Linked DNA regions of Mus musculus: regions 1 and 2 are each linked to region 3. The links are chromatin loops, found by intact Hi-C in ENCODE. Cell type or tissue: gastrocnemius. All regions are shown on one strand.

What was found. A loop is a pair of places that touch in the nucleus more often than their neighbours do. Peaks named below come from ENCODE experiments on the same cell type or tissue, not always from the same donor. Only the 100,000 strongest peaks of a DNase experiment are listed, where the experiment ranks them.
Region 1: a loop joins it to region 3, with 2.6 times the contacts of the local background. A loop is called at or near these places in 14 of 42 quality-filtered maps.
Region 2: a loop joins it to region 3, with 10 times the contacts of the local background. A loop is called at or near these places in 30 of 42 quality-filtered maps.

The regions. Positions count from the first base shown.
Region 1 is chr13:49,556,553-49,561,552 of GRCm38, forward strand. The region is part of intron 5 of Cenpp (centromere protein P); the gene reads right to left. It overlaps Aspn (asporin), which reads left to right. Exons shown (of 8, transcript NM_025711.3): 4 at 695-908; 5 at 2,239-2,349. Among named protein-coding and RNA genes, the nearest start is that of Aspn, 15 kb to the left of the region's middle. In gastrocnemius, a CTCF peak has its summit at 2,801 (motif pointing right); a DNase peak (open chromatin) is centred at 2,828.
Region 2 is chr13:49,447,390-49,452,389 of GRCm38, forward strand. Ippk (inositol 1,3,4,5,6-pentakisphosphate 2-kinase) reads left to right here. Exons shown (of 13, transcript NM_199056.4): 10 at 1,848-1,998; 11 at 2,592-2,694. Among named protein-coding and RNA genes, the nearest start is that of Ippk, 29 kb to the left of the region's middle. In gastrocnemius, no CTCF peak of the experiment used is centred here; a DNase peak (open chromatin) is centred at 2,250; H3K27ac peaks cover 2,942 bases.
Region 3 is chr13:49,643,201-49,648,200 of GRCm38, forward strand. It overlaps Cenpp (centromere protein P), which reads right to left. Exons shown (of 8, transcript NM_025495.3): 3 at 4,366-4,454. Among named protein-coding and RNA genes, the nearest start is that of Cenpp, 7.0 kb to the right of the region's middle. In gastrocnemius, a CTCF peak has its summit at 2,128 (motif pointing left); no DNase peak of the experiment used is centred here; H3K27ac peaks cover 1,874 bases.

The sequences.
Region 1 (5,000 bases), 87 kb before region 3:
CAGTATGTGTTAAGGAGCACTCTCAGCAAGACATATTGAGTCTATTTAGAAACAAAAGGAAGAACAGTGTAGGTAGAATTTATAAAAGAATCTCTAGCTGCTATTTGACAGATTCAGATTATTAGAGGAACAAAAAATGTCCTGAAGATACTAAGAAACCTGCCACCACCCTTAGTAAACAGAAATTCTTTCTGCTCAATATAGCAGAGGGACAAGAAAGAAGTAAATTAATTTGCATGTAAACCATTACTGTGAATTTATTAACAACCAATTCAAAGTTTACAAAGACTGTATCTTAACTAGTACCAGCCATTAAAGTATTGCATTTTTCTGATTCAATAATAAACATTTTAAAGCTGAAGTTGTAATTGGTATTGTTACCTAATATACAAATGATAGAAATTATATTGATTTCCTGACTAATTCTTGTAAAAACCAGTCATCAATCCATTCCCTTAAACCAGTGGTTCAGCCTTCCTAGTACTGTGACCTTTCAAGACAGTTCTTCCTGTTGTAGTCACCAGCAACTACATTGATGCTACTTTGTAACTATAATTTTGCTACTGTTATGAATCATAATGTAAAAATCTGTGGGTTTTGATGGTCTTAGACGACCCATGTGAAGGGGGTTATGTATGACTCACAAGTTGAGAACCTCTGCCTAACAAAGTGTATTTTTCTATGCTTTATCTAGGCTCTGATTCTGAACAACAACAAGCTAACAAAGATTCACCCAAAAACCTTTCTAACCACAAAGAAATTGAGAAGGCTATATTTATCCCACAACCAACTAAGTGAAATTCCACTTAATCTTCCCAAATCATTAGCAGAACTCAGAATTCATGATAATAAAGTTAAGAAGATACAAAAGGACACGTTCAAGGGAATGAATGCTTTACATGTTTTGGGTAAGTTTTCCCAAAGAATGGGACATCTTGAAATTGTAATTAATAGCCAAATTTAGGCTATTCATGTTCTAAGTAATTTCAAAAATTCATATTTGAACCTGTTAATTTATTAATAAACAGATTATATGTGAAAAATTATAGGATAGAAAGTTTTGTGATGTTCTCTCTTTTTCAACAATCTCCTGACACACTTGGCTCTATTTTTAGAAACTGAACCCTAATTAATAAAACCTATGCTATTAAATTTAAAGGTTGTATTTTAATGTATTATATAAATTATTAAAACATGATGTACACAATTAATTCTTTTATTATTTGGAATACAAACCTAATTTTGGCTATCTATTTTTTAAATAATATGAAGAATATTTTATTGTACAATTTGAATCTCACTATTTTATTTGTTATGCCTGTCATGCAACTATGCAATCTCCCCGTAACAGCTATTCAAACACCTAAGCACGGTTCATGTCCATACACTCAATTCAACCAAATGCCTAGCATTTATGAAATAGCTTGTTACTGACATTTCTTTTAAGTTAGATTTGTATTAATTATATAATTTATAATTGACATATACTATTTTTAAAATAAGAGGTAGGGCTAGGGAGATAGCGCAGTCAGTAAAGTGTATAAGAACCTGAGTTTGATGTTCAGAATCCTCATTAAAATGTTGGACATGGTAGTGTATACCTGTAATCCCAGCACTGGAGAAGCAGAGATGGGCAGCTACCTATGGTTCAGTGGTCAGCTAGCCTAGCCTACTTGCCAACAAACAAAAACAAAACAACAACAACAACCACCAAACCCAACCAAACCCATCTTAACAAACAAACCAATCTAAGATAGTTATGTGTAATTACTTTATGTCAACTTAAAACACCATGAAAAAAATCGGGGAGCACCTCAGGAATGACATCCAAGAGTAACCTCTGGCCTCCATGAATGCGTGCACACGCACCCAAACTGTTTGAGAGGTAACAAAATGGCAAACACAAATACCCTTAATTATGTAAAAAGTTCTTTCCCCCTGCTGCATTATTATTATAAATGGACAAACCATCATGCTTATGGTACAGTGGAAAGTAATGTCATCAACTCAGTTGGTTCAAAAGAAAGAAACAAAAAATAAAGACTTGCTATATATTCCAGTTTACAAAATTAAAAGCAGTGTTTTCCTGAGGTCTACAGAAAGAAGATACACACAAGTAGGTATAATGAGTGGAAATATGAATACTGAAGAGCACACTTCTCCAATATTCTTCAGAGGTATCCTCTGTGGTGAGTTTCCATAACTGATTTGTGCTAAATCATGTCATTTCTTTCACAGAAATGAGTGCAAACCCTCTTGAGAACAACGGGATAGAACCAGGGGCATTTGAAGGGGTGACAGTATTCCATATCAGGATCGCTGAAGCAAAACTAACCTCAATTCCAAAAGGTTTGTATTTATTTTACTCAAAATATGGTGTTTTAAAAAACATCTTTTCCCTGTCTTGAAAAACAAACAAAAGGACAATCTTTCAATAAGTAAACATTGTTATATATTATCTGACATTAATTCCTCAGATGTAAAATACTACAGTCTACACTGTCAGAACTATCTACAGTCAGAGGTCCCAGGGCCAGCGTATCTGACCAGTATGACATTTAATACTTTTCCCCATACAGAGAGGAATACATAGTGATCTTTTTGACATTAAACCATAATCTTTTTTTCCCAGTAAGAACAAACACTAAAAAGCAATGATATTTCTATTTTTCTTCTTTTTTTTTCTGACATTTATTCTTCTAAACCTCTATAGAGGTGGAAAATTCTGTAAACAGCAGAGTAGGTTGAATGGGGAAAGAACCTTATCACTAGCTGTGCTGCTATGGCTGAGGGGGACAGAGACTGTGAGGCCAGATGGGGGCAGCACTGGCTTTGGCACGAAGAATTTGTCAGTCTCAAAGAGCTGAGACATCTTCCCAGGGGTATAGTGAAGATTAGCATGCTAATACAGTGAAAGGCTTGAAGACTCTGTGGCACACAGTACATATCAACAACCTTACTAAAAGGAGCCCAGAACCTTCCGTCCTGATTCATAGGACTGAAGCAGGAACTCAAAGAAAAAATGTTCCTTCACTGTGCTAGATTGTCTTACTTCTGAACTTGTTACCTGATGTTTTCTGTGTTGATGACTATCTGGATCAGAAATAACCCACATCAATACCATTTGTTTCAATATCAGTATCTACCAATAAAAACAACAACCTATCCCTTTCTACTACTCTGATTCAAAGTAAACAAAACAAAGAGTACAGGATAGGGAATATGATATTTTAAATACAAATGAATTTATATGGAACTGGAAAGATGGCTCAGCAGCGCTCAGAGCACTGGCTGTTCTTTCCGAGAACCCAGGTTTAATTCTTAGCTGCCCACAAGACTGATCACAACCCCATTCTGACTTCCCCAGATAGAAATACATGCAGCAAAACCTATAGATATAAAATTAAATTATCAAGGGAATTGTACTGGCTGGTTTTGTTTGTCAACTTGACACAAGCTGGTGTTATCACAGAGAAAGGAGGCTCCCTTGAGGAAATGCTTCCATGAGATCCAGTTATAAGGCATTTTTTTCAATTAGTGATCAAGGGCGGGAGGGCACTGTGGGTGGTGCTATACCTGGGCTGGTAGTCCTGGGTTCTATAGGAGAGCAAGCTGAGTAAGCCAGGGGAACCAATCCAATAAGCAGCATCCCTCTATGGCCTCTGCATAAGTTCCTGCCTCCAGGTTCCTTGTTTGGTCATGTTTGGTGGTTGTCTCTTGGAGGCCTGCTCTTTCCTGAGAAGAAATGGAGAGGGAGTGGGTCTGGGGGTGAGAGGAGGTGAGTGGGGAGTGGAGAGAAGGGAAACTTTGGTCAGAATGTATTCTGTAAGAGAAGAATCTATTTCAAGAGAGAGAGAGAGAAAGAGAAAGAGAGAGAGAGAGAGAGAGAGAGAGAGAGAGAGAGAGAGAGAAAGAGAGAGAGAATGTAAAATCCTAAGTGAGGATCCATGGCTTCAGAATGGCGATTATAACTGTATAGAAATTCACTGAAATATGTAAAGTTTGGAACCAACTGTTTATTTGAATGATCACCATTATCTAGTTATGTGATGTTTCTATTTGCATGTTCATTGCAATTAAATAATTTTATTTAATATTAAAAAATTAAAGTATCTTTTCACTTTTTTGAAAGATAAAGTAAAAATGGGGAGATCTCAGGAAAGAACTAGTTTAATTCATATCTACACATATAAAATACCTTTAGAATTGAAGTGGTTGTTTACTAGAAACCCGAAGTTTTGTAATTTTTATAGCAGTGACAAAAAATATTCTACCCAGTAGGTCAAGCATACATAGCTCCTTGCATGTAAGCTGGCATAGAGCACAGAGAAGCCAGAGAAGGAAAGGAGTGAAGGTGGGGGGTGGGGACAAAGGAGGACTGCATGCCAAATTCTATTAGTAATATAGCTTTCAGCCGGGTGAAATGTCAAGACATCCCAGGAGGTCTTATCAGGAAGAAAGTGGAAAAGGTCTTCCTTCCTGTTTGTGTGGGAAATTCTACTGCATAGTCCCATGTGGGTGGGGAGTGGTTTGTGGTGGGAATAGATCTTCCTATACAAAAGCATGTTACTATTTGATAGCAGCAGATGTGCTTTTGCTAGGTTCCCATCCTGCATATACCTCTGCTCACGCCTATCTCAGAGGCTAGGGCCCATTCTGTTCTCTGGCCATTCACCTCCCTTGTGTCCTTAAGTTCACTAAGCTCCCCACTGAGTTTGCTCTTCTACAACTTCTACAGACTGGGCTGACGCAAGACACTATCTAGTAATTCCATGTAATGAACTGTCTGTTCCAAGAGAATATTAAGTCTTTGGTGACAGACACTTTGTCTTTTTTATTTTTTAAATGCAGAACATAAATGATTTTATTATACTAATCTCAATTGATAAATACCCAATGTAATCCCCTACACCTCAGACTCAGGGAATATCCTGTAAGAGCGTCTAGAGAGATTTTTAAGAGCCAAAGACCAGGATGCTTGCTTCTATATCAGACACTTT
Region 2 (5,000 bases), 200 kb before region 3:
GCTGCAATTTTTTTTTTTTTTTTGTAAAAAAACTACAAGTGAATTTTGGGGGGGTTGTTCTTGTTTTGAAATTGAAATTAAACCCATAGTCTGGGAGGACACAGATGGGTGCTGGCACTTAGGTATCTGGGACTCGAGGAGGCTCTGATGCCCGAGGCTTCCCTTACAGACCTTCTTGACACTGATGTGCAAACAGGCCTAAGTCACGAATAAGTAATATATTTTCTTGTCACCTGTGGTTCTTAGATAGCATAAATCTATCAGCACATGTAGGTTTTCATCTTTTACCTACCATATACATTCATTGCGTGGGTCTCCTGCTATCTTTTTTTTTTCCATTTTTTTATTAGGTATTTAGCTCATTTACATTTCCAATGCTATACCAAAAGTCCCCCATACCCACCCACCCCCACCTCCCCTACCCACCCACTCCCCCTTTTTGGCCCTGGCATTCCCCTGTACTGGGGCATATAAAGTTTGCAAGTCCAATGGGCCTCTCTTTCCAGTGATGGCCGACTAGGCCATCTTTTGATACATATGCAGCTAGAGACAAGAGCTCCGGGGTACTGCTTAGTTCATATTGTTGTTCCACCTATAGGGTTGCAGTTCCCTTTAGCTCCTTGGGTGCTTTCTCTAGCTCCTCCATTGGGGGCCCTGTGGTCCATTCAATAGCTGACTGTGAGCATCCAAGTCTGTGTTTGCTAGGCCCTGGCATAGTCTCACAAGAGACAGCTATATCTGGGTCCTTTCAGCAAAATCTTGCTAGTGTATGCAATGGTGTCAGCGTTTGGAAGCTGATCATGGGATGGATCTCTGGATATGGCAATCACTAGATGGTCCATCCTTTCGTCACACTTCCAAATCTTGTCTCTGTAACTCCTTCCATGGGTGTTTTGTTTCCTATTCTAAGAAGGGGCAAAGTGTCCACACTTTGGTCTTCGTTCTCTTGAATTTAATGTGTTTAGCAAATTGTATCTTATATCTTGGGTATCCTAAGTTTCTGGGCTAATATCCACTTATCAGTGAGTACATATTGTGAGAGTTCCTTTGTGATTGGGTTACCTCACTCGTCTCCTGCTATCTTGACCCAGGGCATGTTATGTGGCTGCGAATGTCTAGCTGGAGTGCTGCTTGAGTATACATTGTTCCCTCTCCCGTTTTTGCCTTTAGTGGATTCTGAGAGATGGTCAGGGATGTCAGGCTCGGTTGAGAAGGCACTGTACACATCATTGTGAGTGCATGAGTGAAGGATGGAGCTTTGCTTCTTCATCTGTCCCAGAGGGGACGGATGGGACCTTGCCAAGGTCCTAACCACAGTCCATGGCTCTGTATGTTTAGCTTTTCCTGTGGCAGCCAGATCTTGCCCCTGTGTGGACTTAATGTTTTTTGACTCTGGAAACCCCAATTGGTCTATGAGGGTTTGAGAATGTCTGAATGGTTTTCTTGTAGTTCTGACCTTTATCTCATGTAGGATTACCGTTAATTTTAAATATAAAGTGACTTCTAGGGCATGTGATGGAGTTAAAGGGTATTCTGAGTTGGTGTTTGGACAGACCAGGGCCAAAGGGAGAGACGCTGTCTCTATCTTTTGTGTGTGTGTGTGTGTGTGTGTGTGTGTGTGTGTGTGTGTGTGTGTAGAGCCACTGGGTCCTGAGGGTGGTCTGAGGTCAGTCAGCCTTGCTCCTTTGTGAGGTGTGCAAATCTGCCTCAGTGCTAGGCTGGAGCCTGTAGGCCTCGTCGTGCTGCCCAGAGTGAGCTCTGCTGTCTGTGCAGGCCTGGGTCTCCCTCCACAGTCTTCAAGAGTTGATAATAAACCTGCTCTCGTTCTCCCCTGATGTTCTTGGTAGGAAAAAACACCTCAGAGCACTCGGGGTTACCGAAGGGCTGTCTTCTGTACAAAACCCTCCAGGTGCAGATGTTGGACCAGCTGGACATCGAAGGCCTCTACCCTCTGTACAAACGGGTTGAGCAATACCTGGAGGAGTTTCCTGAGGAGAGGTGAGGCTGGCACCAGAGGAAGCTATGAGGCTAGGCTAGGCTGGGATCAAGGTTGCCTGACTCCAGAACAAAACAGCTCCTAGAACCTGGCTCTAGGAGGTGCCTACAACCAGCTCTGTCCAGGAAGTCCCTTGTTTGGGTGTGCCAGGGTCTCTGAGATTCATGGTCACTAAGACACTAGAAATAAAGCATGTATGAATGCAACCATTCTGATATCCTATGTCAGGGCCTGGCCTGTAGAGGGCAGTGTTGTCCCACAGGCTGCTTCTGGAACACTGACATAGTGTAGCTCCTTAGCCGTCTCTGCCACGCTTAGGGCCTGCACTATCTCACGGGCAGGGTTCTTTTTGTACATCATTGGCCTTTTCTTGGTGAACAGCTTAAGCTGAGCCGCAGCCTCCTGCAGCCCTGGGTTTTGTGGAAGATCTTGATGTTGCAGAATCAGGCTTAATGAGAGAAAGCAGTAGATCTTTTCGGTGCCTTTCAAACAATGTGATTGTTGGGCTACGTTGTGTGATACAGAACATATTTGTGACTGAAAGTACTTAGAGCTTTGTCACCCTGCTGATTTGGTTTTGGTGCTTTTTCTTCAGGAAAACATTACAGATAGATGGGCCTTATGATGAAGTATTTTACCAGAAACTGCTTGATCTGTCCACTGAGGATGATGGGACAGTGGCCTTTGCATTAACAAAGGTGAGTAGACCCATTGAGAAGCCCCATGTCTTCCTGAGAGTTTCCCTACTCTCCCCTTCACAGCAGTGGCAGCCCAGAACTTAGATCTAAAGCAGAGAAGGCTGCACTGTTTCTTGGGGGGGGGGGGGGGGGGGCAGGTGACCATAATACAGGGCCCACGTGGAATTTCTCTTGGTCCTAACAGGCCAGACGCAGGCCTTGGTGCTTGGTGGCCCTGGGCCTCATCTTTTAGATCCTGTTGACTGTCTTCCTTGGCTGAAATAATTCCATTGGGAACATAAAAAAAAGTTCTGGTGCCTAGGAAGTGGCTCTGAGATGGGCTGCTGGGTAGTCAGGTTTTCATGTCAGATGTACCTAGAGAAATGAGGACCTGTGCTCGCCCTAGAACTGTACAAAGACGTTCACAGTGCTCTGTTGCTGAGGTAAGAACTATTGTAACCCCCGTGTTGTCAGCATGTGACTGTACTAGGTTAGAAATCACATTTGCAACTCCACCGCATTTGTTGCATGGATAGATCAGGGGAGTACTTCTGACCAACAGAACAGTTCTCAAAGGGTCCAGTGATGACTGTGTGTGCAGAGCACTCTTTGAAAATGACATGGATTGCTTGTTCCTAGGGTTTGGGAAGGGGAGATACTTGTGGAAGTTCAGAGTCTCCGTGGTAATGGCAAGCCATTATATGTGGACGTGGAGGATGTAACAGGACATGTCAGAGTCATGCTCATTTCCCATCATGATGCTACTGTGTAGTTTTGAGATGTTGCTGGGAACTGGACACAAAGCCTGAGAACGTGTTAGAATGTGGAGCGTGGCTCATTCATTCTCTTTCATTCTCTTTCTCTCTCTCCTACCTTTCTCCTTCCCTCTATTCCTGGTTTTTCAAGAAAGGGTTTCTCTGTATAGCCCTGGCTGTCCTGAAACTCACTCATTAGACCAGGCTGGCCTCGAACTGACAGAGATCCATCTGCCTCCTGAGCACTGGGATTAAAGGCGTGGGCCACCACTGCCTGACCATTCTCTTTTTAAAGTATTGTTTTAAAAATGTATTTGGTGTGGATCTGGAGAGATGGCTCAGAGCACTGACTGCTCTTCCAAAGGTCCTGAGTCCAATTCCCAGCACCATAGGGTGGCTCACAACCATCCGTAACAAGATCTGGCACCCACTTCTGGAGTGTCTGAAGACAGATAAAGTGTACTTACATATAATAAATCTTTTAAAAAATGTATTTGGTGATTGGTTATATGCCTCAATGAGAGAGTGAAGGTCAGAGGTCAACTTGAGTGCTGTCTGTTTTTTCCTCTGGGTTCTGGGAATTGAGCTCAGGTGTCAGGTTTGGCAGCAAGTGCTTTTACCCACTGAGCCATCAGCCAGCCCTCTTTTTCTCTTTTTGAGGCAGGCTCTCACTCTGTAGCCCAGGGTAGATCTAGGTTGTCACCTCTTTGGATTGAGCCTCCTGAGTGTACCACATCCAACTGCTCCATTTCTCTTTTAGGATGGATACATGTTCATGTAGTTGAAACTGGAGACAGTGCTTCATAGAGCTGAAGTTCAGGAGTGAGCTGAGAGGAACCCAGTGCAAAAGCTTGTCTGCTTGTTTTTTTAGCTAAACCAGGTGCCTCTTACAGATACTGTCATCTGCTCTAACTTTGTAGAGCAGTACCTGGAGGTTGAGTCAGTGGGCTTTCTAGAAAGGCCAGCAGCTAATATTTCAGGTTAGGTGGGCCCTCTTATCTGCTGACAGCTTATTTGTCTTAGTTAGGGTTTCACTGCTGTGAAGAGACACCATGACTAAGGCAACTCTTATAAAGGACAACATTTAATGGAGGTTCAGTCCATTATCAGTTACAGTGGGAAGCATGGCAGTGTCCAGGCAGGTATGGCACTGGAGGAGCTGAGAGTTCTCTTGTTCCAAAGGCAGCCAAGAGAAGACTGGCTTCCAGGTAGCTAGGATGAGAGTCTTCAAGCCCATATCCACAGTGACATACTTCCTCCAGCAAGGCCACACCTCCTAATAGTGCCACTCCCTGGGCCAAGCTTATTCAAACCATCACAGTATTGCTCTTGTAGTACAGGAGTATCTCCATCAACAGGACACAGAAGAGAGGGATGTGTCAGTAAAACTATGCCAGAAACAGGTGTGGGAGGGGTTGGAGTGACTGACTGTCCCCGTCAGTGTGCTGACTTGTGTGTTCCCTTACTCAGTAGCTTCTTTGCTCCACTGGCTTGGAAGTTACCTGTTTTTTCCACTGGTGGCATTTAATGCATATTAAAGTGTAGTTACTCACTTATTTGTGGCCCCAGCTG
Region 3 (5,000 bases):
TAAGGGAAATGGCCTTATAGACACCCCTGACCTTAACATCCTTGCAGTCTGAACAGGTCACTTTTTTCTATCATGTTCTTTTAATAGGAGGTCTCAGCGAATTTTTGTTAACTTAAGAACTAGGAATAGAAATACCTAAGAAAGGAGCCCCAGAATCAGGTGTGGTAGCTCATACCTGCAATGCCAGCATTCCTGAGTCCTGAAGCTGGAGGACTGGCACAAGTAAGTGACCAGCCTGGGCTACATGGTGAGTTCTAAATAAGCCTGGGCTACAGTGTGAGAGACCTTGTCTCAACCTTATCCCTATCAGTTTATCACCAAAAATATTTAGAAAGATATTAATTTTGCAAACTGTATATGCTTTTAAGACAGGAGTCAGTTTCTCATAGGCAGTGAGGGGAAAAGTCTGTGGTTAAACTGCTAGGTGGTCAAATCAGCATGGATAGATACAAAGAATTCAATCAACAGGCAGCATAATGGAAGACAGAGTTGGACCCAGCAACAGATGCAGGGTGAGCAACTTGCAATGGTAGCCAAAGTTAGTGGCAGCCAGCAGATCCAAAAAGGTTGGACACTAATAAAGAAACTTAAACATGGTCAGAAATGGGCTTCAGTGAGCAGTCACTACCATAATTGGGCAAAGAGTATGTGGTCATCATGCAGAGCCTGTTTGCTCCCCTTCTGCTTGGCCCAAGGAGAGAATACCTAGAGAATGAGCAAACTGCAACAAAATTATCTCAGTCTCTGTCCAGTTTCTGTCATAAGCCCTAGAAGCAGCCACTAGACACACAGCTTGGCACTTTCTGCCTTTCTTGAGTTCTCTAACTTTTCTATAATGTCTCATTTTTCCTTAACAAATCTGCTTTACTTTGCTTATTCCTCCTTTGTCTGCCACTTACTTTATCTAACATTGACATGACCCTTAAGAGCTTAAGACACTCCCATCTGGGTTGCACTGCCCCATCTGGGTCACATGGCAGACAAAGTCCATTGTTTTCTTTCTCTGCCTTGATTCTGGAATCTGTTTATATTAATAATCAGGTGCTGTTGAGCATTTAAAAAGTATGCACAGCTTCTAAATTAAAAAAAAAGAAAGAAAGAAAAAAAGAAGAGTTAAGACACTGTTTCAGGTTGACTTTTTGCTACTGTTGATTAGTAGTCAGTCACCTTAGTTCTTGGGTCAAGCCTTTCTGGGCTGAGAGATACCTTCTTTGCTTTCACAAATCTGCACCAACGTGAAAGACAACATATTAAGATTTCAATATTTGGGTTAAAATATTCAAATAAATGGGTTACTTTTAAAGTCTTTCATGATGAAATAATATTCTCTTCATTTAAAAAGTGCTTACTTTTTAGCACTTTTGTTTCAAGGTTAGAAGTTATATAAATACCCTTTAGCATCCTACAAACTCCCACCCATCTGACTTATACTGCAAGGACTATGGGAAGCTGATATTGTGTGCACACTTGTTCTGATGGTCTTAAAACGATTCACAAGCATTCAGTCAACTGGAGGAAATTAATTCTATGTTCCAAACACCTTTGACAAGAATTGCATCAACAGAAGAAATGACTCATACTCTCTACATAGATTTTCCCATCTTTGTTTCAAACATTCTACTAATAGAACTTAAGGGCACTGTGCCAGTTAGTATTATGTCAACTTGACAAAAGCTAAAGCCATCCAAGAGGAGGGAACCTCAATTAAGAGAATGCCTCCATATGATCCAGCTGTAGGCAGCTTTCTTAGTTATCTGTGGGGGAGGGCCCAGACTACTGTGGGCTATGCAACCCCTGGGGTAGTGGTCTTGGCTTCTATAAGAAAGCAGAATGAGCAAGCCGTGCCTAAGCCAGGAAGCAGTTACCCTCCACAGCCTTTCAATCAGCTCCTACCTCCAGGACCCTACCCTGCCTGACTTCCTTCGATGGTGAACAGTGATGTGTAAGTGTAAACCAAACTTTCCTCCTCCAACTTGCTTTTGTCATGGTGTTTTATCACTGCATTAGTAACCCTAAGTAGGACCAGCATTTTGGTTTAAAATTGTAGTAATATTTATTTTGGAAAAATAAGCATTTATAATAAGCATGTTATTTAAATCTTTTAATTTTCTGACAGCTAAATGTCTCCCTCTAGTGGAATGTTTGATTTTAGGGAAAGAATAACCAACACACTGCTGCTCTCTCTGTCTTTATTTTTTTTCCTAGCAATTTTAAATGTAAAAACATATACAACAAGCAGGGTAATGGCAACACACATCTTGAATCCCAGCCCTTGGAGGGCAGAGGCAGGCAGATTTCTGAGTTCAAGGCCAGCCTGGTCTTCAGAGCTAGTTTCAGGATAGCCAGGGCTACACAGAGAAACCCTGTCTCAAACAAACAAAACCAAAAATAAACAAAACCGTTTGTTTTAGGTTTCTTTTCTGTTGCTGTGATAAACAACATTTTCAAAAGCAACTTGTAAGAGAAAAAAAATTTACAATTTCAGGTCACAGTTCATCATGCAGGGAAGTGAGGGCAGGAACTTACCACAGAAACCATGGAGGAATGCTGCTTATTGGGCTGCTCACTGGGCTGTGCTCAGCTGTCTTTCTTATACAGTTCAGGACCATCTGCCTAGGGATGGTGCCACCCACAGTGACATCTACATCATTCAAAACAATCCCCCACAGATATGCTCCCAGGCCAGTATGACCTCAAAATTCTCTCTTCCTTCCCAGTTGATTCTAGGTTGTGTTAAGTGGACACTAAAAATTAACCAGCACAATGGTAAAACCATTTTAGAAGATATCTAAGTTTACCAATCAAATTTTTGTGTACATTTCCATTGACCTAGCAATTCTAATTTTTTAAAGATTTATTTTAAGTATATGAGTGTTTTTCCTACATGTATACCATGTACATTCAGGCAGAAGAGGACATCAATTCTTTGGAACTGTAGTTTCAGATAGTTGTGAGCTATTATGTGATGTCAGAAACTGATCCCAGTTTCAGAGTAACAAGTACTCTAAACTGCTGAGTCATCTCTTCAGTTTCTCACCTAGTAATTGTATAAAAGACTTCTAGTACCTACACAGTAAGTGTGGCAGCACACGACTGGCATCCAAATACTTAGGGGACTGAAGCAGATGGAACATAAGTTTAAGGTCAAGTTGAACAAGGTTCATAGCAAGATTTTATCCCTCTATACACAAACATATAAACTCCACTAAAGTAAAACAAAAACAGAAGATTTCATTTTATCAGAATTCTAAGTAACAAAATTTTAAAAGGCCCTTGTCCCCCTTTTTCCAACCAATAACTATAACTATTGGCAAGGACTATATATCTGATCCCTCAGGTCCTGTTAATTCCACAACTATCTGCAATTCTTTCCAACATCTTACTTGAGAGTGATTCTTTAAGAGTCATAAAATCTAAAAGGCTCAGAGAGACAATGAGTGCTCTCAACAGAGCCAAGGGAAGCCACTTTCTGCAGCACATTATTAGCAAAACCAGGCAGTCATCAAATGCCTGCATAATTTAAAAGTGAACAACAATACAGTCTCTTTGTAGTCTTCCAAAGAATGTTAACAGTTCTTCTCATATCTTTCTGTATCCCTAAAGTACATTTACGCAGAAAAACCTGTTAGCTGTGCCTAACACTTTCTTGCTCTGAATTTCAGTGGCCTATGGTAACAAAAGTATGTTAAAGTGAAGCTAAAATATTTTATTTGAATCTTAAGCAGCCCCACTAATAAGAACACAACTTTTGACATGAAAAATGTAGCAAGATTTTGCTGAAAGGACCCAGATATAGCTGTCTCTTGTGACACTATGCCAGGGACTAGCAAACACAGAAGTGGATGCTCACAGTCAGCTAATGGATGGATCACAGGGCCCCCAATGGAGGAACTAGAGAAAGCACCCAAGGAACTAAAGGGAACTGCAACCCTATAGGTGGAACAACATTATGAACTAAGCAGTACCCCGGAGCTCTTGTCTCTAGCTGCATATGTATCAAAAGATGGCCTAGTCGGCCATCACTGGAAAGAGAGGCCCATTGGACACGCAAACTTTATATGCCCCAGTACAGGGGAACGCCAGGGCCAAAAAGGGGGAGTGGGTGGGTAGGGGAGTGGGGGGGGTGGTTATGGGGGACTTTTGGTATAGCATTGGAGATGTAAATGAGCTAAATACCTAATAAAAATGCAAAAAAAGAGAAAAATGTATTTTGAATCAACAACTGTATTTTGTTCAACTTTGAAACTCCACACTGTATTTTCTTGGTCACATTGGTAATGCTGAGGGTGACACTGAAGTGAATGAAGTGGATAGGAACTGTTTCTCATAGGGAAAAAATCTGTTATCACAGCAAGCTACAGTTACCTCCATTTCCAGAACCTCAAATTCCAGTTGAAATGTCACCATGTTGCAATTTCCTGATAATCTGTGTTTCTGTAGAACTTTCTTTGTATCTATTAATTAGAAAATAAAATACTTTAAAAGAATAGTTTTCTTCAATGCTTTTTTTTAAAGGTAAAATTAGTGTTTTATTTTACTTAAACTAATCCAGCCTGCACTGGTTTATCATGGTACAGTCAAATATAAACATATTTCTACAGATATTAACATAAAAGTACTCTTGGTGGAATCTTCAATATTTTTAAGTGAATATCTACTTGTGTGTAGATGTATGAAAATATATATTAGTAATCACTTTAAAATAGCTGGAAGGGTCTTGTCACAGTAATTGGTCTTACAAAATGGGATTACTAAAAATTTATACTGTCAAGTTCTCAAGTATATCAATACTTAAGAAAAATATACACATACAAAAAATACATGCCGGGCAATGGTGGTGCACACCTTTAATCCCAGCACTTGGGAGGCAGAGGCAGGCGGATTTCTGAGTTCAAGGCCATCCTGGTCTACAGAGTGAGTTCCAGGATAGACAGGCAATACAGAGAAACCCTGTCTCGGAGGGGAAAAAAAAAAGGCATATACCATCAGACCCAGCCTTT